2 separate regions of the Homo sapiens genome follow, and region 2 is linked to region 1. A link is a loop called in an ENCODE intact Hi-C map of the cell type or tissue named here. Cell type or tissue: Caco-2. All regions are shown on one strand. Region 1 overlaps LIAT1 (ligand of ATE1). Region 2 overlaps VPS53 (VPS53 subunit of GARP complex).

Evidence for each region. Peaks named below come from ENCODE experiments on the same cell type or tissue, not always from the same donor. Only the 100,000 strongest peaks of a DNase experiment are listed, where the experiment ranks them.
Region 2: a loop joins it to region 1, with 9 times the contacts of the local background. A loop is called at or near these places in 30 of 110 quality-filtered maps.

The regions. Positions count from the first base shown.
Region 1 is chr17:410,864-413,363 of GRCh38, reverse strand. LIAT1 (ligand of ATE1) reads right to left here. Exons shown (of 2, transcript NM_001013672.5): 2 at 1-216. It overlaps LOC105371430 (a long non-coding RNA gene), which reads left to right. Exons shown (of 3, transcript NR_136407.1): 2 at 1-235. Among named protein-coding and RNA genes, the nearest start is that of LIAT1, 1.8 kb to the right of the region's middle. In Caco-2, a CTCF peak has its summit at 939 (motif pointing left); DNase peaks (open chromatin) are centred at 944 and 2,193; H3K4me3 peaks cover 217 bases.
Region 2 is chr17:686,377-688,876 of GRCh38, reverse strand. The region is part of intron 4 of VPS53 (VPS53 subunit of GARP complex); the gene reads left to right. Among named protein-coding and RNA genes, the nearest start is that of VPS53, 27 kb to the left of the region's middle. In Caco-2, no CTCF peak of the experiment used is centred here; no DNase peak of the experiment used is centred here.

The DNA.
Region 1 (2,500 bases):
CATCCCAACGCAGACTTTCGTTGATCCGATTCGCAAGGTTCTCTATTTCGGCAAAGTCGGGGAGGCTGACGGTGGAGGAGTCAGAAGGGAGGTGCTTCTTTTCCACTTTGCTCTGTCTGTGCTCTGGTTTCGGGCCACGCTCTTTGCAAGGACTTAAGATGTCATGAAAGGAGGAAGAAAGCGGCTGGCTCTTCAGGCTCTGACTCTGATGTTTATCTGCTGAGTAGATGAGCAGGTTAGTGTTTGTGGCAATGTCTGACCTTGGCCTGCTGGGGATGGTGCCAAAATCACCCAAGATGGAAGAGGAGGATGGGGGCCCCTCCGTACCCAGGGCTCAGGCTGCCAAGCCCACCAGCCTCGTGCCCACCTGCCTGTGTGATTTTGCTGAAATCATTTCAGGGCAGGAGGAACCATTCATTGAGCACACAGTCTGAGCCAGGCCGTCTGGGTAAAGGCGATCGGCCCTATTCTTCGGGTGAGGAAACCGAAGCTCCAAAAGGTTCAGGAACTTGCCAATGTCATGAGCGAGTGGCAGAGCTGGGACCTGAGTGCAGGCTGGGCCCCCAATGCCCCATTCTTTCCACTGGGCCGTGCTGCCCTCATCCATCCTCGCCATGTGCTCACCACGGCCATTCCCAGTTCTGGGAGTCTGTGACTCTACCCTAGTCTAGACACTTTATGATGGAAGGAACGGAAAACAACAGAAAAGCTTCCTAAATTTGACTGAAAGCAGTATTATGCCAAGCCAGAAATACTTCTGCTGTATGGCTTGTACTGATTTTTTTTTTTAACATCAATAGCACTTCAGAATTATTTAACATGCACATAAAATGCTACAAATTGTGGTTCTTTCATCAGCTCGTCCTTTTATTTTAGGGGAGAGAGAAAGAAATCATCTTTTGACATTTCCCTCCCTTGCTACGCCCTGGAAACTATCTGGTGCCCCCTGCTGATGGTATGAGGCACATGTCACTGTAATTTCTACAGTGAAAAGCTACGCCAAAAGGACAATGAACTGCCAAATTTCTTTTTGCAGATACACACAGGGCTTTTTTTTTTTTTGAGACTGAGTCTCACTCTGCCACCCAGGCTGGAGCACAGTGGCACAATCTTGGCTCACTGCAACCTCCGCCTCTCAGGTTCAAGCAATTCTAGGTGCCTGCCACCATGCCCAGCTAATTTTTGTATTTTCAGTAGAGACGGGGTTTCACCATGTTGGCCAGGCTGGTCTTGAATTCCCAAAGTGCTGGGATTACAGGCGTGAGCCATGTGCCCAGCCACACAGGGCTTCTTGACCTGAACTGCAGAATTTTCTTGCCTTTGTATTACGCCTGAGAAGTACTTATCATCTTCCCATTGCTCCCTTCCCACACTGCACGGTCCATATGGGCGAGGCTGCCACTCTGCCTCCTGCTTGCCTTGGTGCCAGCTCTGCCACAGAGGGCCAGGCCCCAGAACTGGAGCTTAGAGCCCTCTCCCAGACAGCCAAAGCCACTGAGGTGGACCACACGGGCGACAGTGGCCTCACAGCACTCACGGGCACCTGCATTCTCTGTCACTGCTGTGCTCTCTCTCCTCAAAGTGGGTGCTCAGTCCCCTTGTCAAGAAATGTAGGGGTTCTACAAGAAGAGCTTGGTGAGATGTAGGGACTGGGGTTTATGGCAGGTAGGGTATGTGTGTTTGTGAAGGTGTCCCTGAGAGAGACTGCAATTCCTGCCTGCATATGACTACACACGCGAATGGATAACGTATTAACAGTCTGTGTGTGTAGACTAGGAATGTGTGTGCATGAGGGGGATCTGTGCTTTAGTTTTCTTGTTTGTTTTTTTGAGAGACAGGGTCTTGCTTGTTGCCCAGGCTGGAGTGCAATGGTGCGATCATAGCTCACTGCAGCCTGGAAGTCCTGGGTTCAAGTGATCCTCCCACCTCGGCCTCCCAAAGTGCTCGGATTACAGGTGTGAGCCACTGCGTCCCGCCCTTTAGTTTCACTGTTGGTGTTACATTGATAGAAGGTGGGGGGAGTGGTTGAGGGTGTCCCCCGCCCTTTAGTTTCACTGTGGGTGTTACACTGATATGAAGCGGGGAGTGGTTGAGGGTGTCAGGGATTATAGGAGGATGTCACAGTGACTGGTGTCATGGGGTTTGTGCAGTCCAAGGCTGCCCCTTGGTGGGTGCGAGGGGGAGCCCATGCAGCGAGGACCTTTAATACACACGTCTGTGGGTGTGGGTGTCTACCGCGCATCCACAGGCAGGCAGCCTTAACGCAAGAGGGTGGGAGGAGGGGAGGCAGGAGTCTGCCCTTCTCTGTGCATGAGAGTGAGGGCCTTTCATGTGGCATCAATGTGTTTGGGGTGGGGAAAGTGTCTTGTGAGGAGGGCCTCTGTGGGGAAGGCGCAGACGTTTAAGACTGCCAGTTTTGGCTGAGGGATTAGGAAGTTGAGAGGGTGTCTTTGTGTGGGGCTGGAAGGCTCTTAGGAATGGTGGATATCTGTAGGGGTCT
Region 2 (2,500 bases), 280 kb before region 1:
TGGACATGACCTGGGAGTGCCCTGAACACCGTGATCTGTGGGGCAGCCCTGGAGTCGGGTTGTTAGATCAGCCTTTTGTAGGGGCAGAGTTTTGATTCGGGCTCACAGTCATTTCCCAACCAGGATTTCTTACGTCTAGTGCAGAGGTCAAGGTTGGCTTGCCTTTGTCAAGTTGAATCCGGTGACTGTTCATTTTGCCTGCTTCTAGAGTGCTACTGGTTGTAGTTGAGGCGGGGCGGGCGACTGTTCATTTTGCCTGCTTCTAGAGTGCTACTGGTTGTAGTTGAGGCGGGGACTCATAAAATGTCCGTTAACTGTTTAACAATGTAGTGCAACTGGGTTTGGCCTCACTACCATTCTTCATCCTGTTTATTGCACACAAGCCTTGTGTATTAGTCCGTTCTCACACTGCTATGAAGAAATACCTTAGACGGGGTAATTTATAAAGGAAAGAGGTTTAATTGACTCACATTTCTGCAGGGCTGGGGATGCCTCAGGAAACTTACAATCATGGTGGAAAGGGAAGCAAACCCATCCTTCTTCACAAGGTGGCAGGAGAGAGGAAGAATGAGAGCTGAGCGAAGGGGGAAGCCTCTTACAAAACCATCAGATCTTGTGAGAACTTACTATCACGTGAATAGAATGGGAGAAACCACCCCGTGGTTCAGTGACTTCCCACCAGGTCCCTCCTATGACATGTAGGGATTTGGGTGGGGACACAGCCAAATCATATCACCTTGATAGCGCTTTTTTGGCAGGGAGACATGTCTGCGGCATATTTGGAACACTTTGCCACGTATCCTCTAAAATCCCTCATTTTTAGAAAAGCTATAAGGAATCCAAATAGCTATCTTCTCTCCTCTATGTACAGTGAAGGACTGGGCATTTTATTTCAATTCTCTAAGGATTGGTGTAGTTAGATATCTTCAGTGATGTAACATTGGATGGCATCTTGGTAAAGTGAAAAAAACTTGAGCTTTGAATTTAAATTTTGTCTCTGCTGTTATCTGTGTGACCTTGGACAAGATATTTAACTTTCCATCTGTGACATGGAGATAATAATACGTACCTCAGGGTTAGGGGGGATTAGAATTAATATACTTTATTTTATTTATCCACTTATTTATTTATTTGTTTTTGAGACAGGGTCTTACTTTGTTGCCCAGGCTAGAGTGGAGTGGTGCAATCACAGCTCGCTGCGCCCTCAACCTCGTGGGCTCAAGTGATCCTCTCACTTCAGCGTCCCGAGTAGCTGGGACCACAGGCACATGCCACCATGCGCATCTTTTTTTTTTTTTTTTTGAGACTGAGTCTTGCTCTCTCTCCAGGCTGGAGTGCATTGGTGCGATCTTGGCTCACTGCAGCTTCTGCCTCCTGGGTTCAAGCAATTCCCCTGCCTCAGCCTCCTGAGTAGCTGGGACTACAGGCATGTGCCACCACGCCCGGCTAATTTTCTGTATTTTAGTGGAGATGGGGTTTCCCCATGTTGGCCAGGATGGTCTCGATCTTCTGACCTCATGATCTGCGTGCCTCAGCCTCCCAAAGTGCTGGGATTACAGGTATGAGCCACCGCACCTGGCTTTTTTTTTTTGAGCTGGAGTCTTGCTGTGTCACCCAGGCTGGAGTGCCGTGTTACGATCTCTGCTCACTGCAACCTCCGTCTCCTGGGTTCAAGTGATTCTCCCTGCCTCAGCCTCCCAAGTAGCTGAGATTACAGGCGACCACCACCACGCCTGGCTAGTTTTTATATTTTTGGTAGAGACAGGGTTTCACCATGTTGGCCAGGCTGGTCTTGAACTTCTGATCTCAGGTGATCTGCCCACCTTGGCCTCTCAAAGTGCTGGGATTACAGGCGTGAGCCACTGCGCCCAGCTAATGTAATTTTTAAGTATTGTGTAGATGAGGTCTCGCTATGTTGCCCAGGCTAGTCTCAAACTCCTGGCCTCAAGCAATCCTTCTGCCTCAGCCTCCTAAAGTGCTGGGATTACAGGCATGAGCCACCACATCTGGCCTAGAATAAATGTATTTTAAAACACCTTTTTTGCACAATGTTGGGCTCACTCATGTTTAGTAAATGGCAGGAACACCAGTGCTGCTGATACACAGTCCACTGGAATTTCAGTTTTCCTAGTTCCGTGCATCCAGGTATTTGTCGAGTTCCTGTGGCTTTTCCGTCAGCTCCATCAGCTCCTCTCCAGCCCCACTGCTGTGCTTTAAAGCAACTCCAGGTTTACTTGTTCTGAATTATCCCAGGCCCCTTACTGCCTTCAGCGTGCTGTTCTCTGTGAATAAAAATGGCGGCACAGCTTACCTATGGTCCAGAATATCTGCTGTGGCAACAGTGGTGGTCAAAGGTTCATTTCTCTTGTCCTGTCTTCAAGACCTCCATTAGATGTTTGCCTGGCGTGACATGCAATATCACCCTATAGTTAAAATAAACATTCCACTTGACAACAGAATTTATTATTTGTATTGTTTTTGAAATTTGAGACTGCAGATA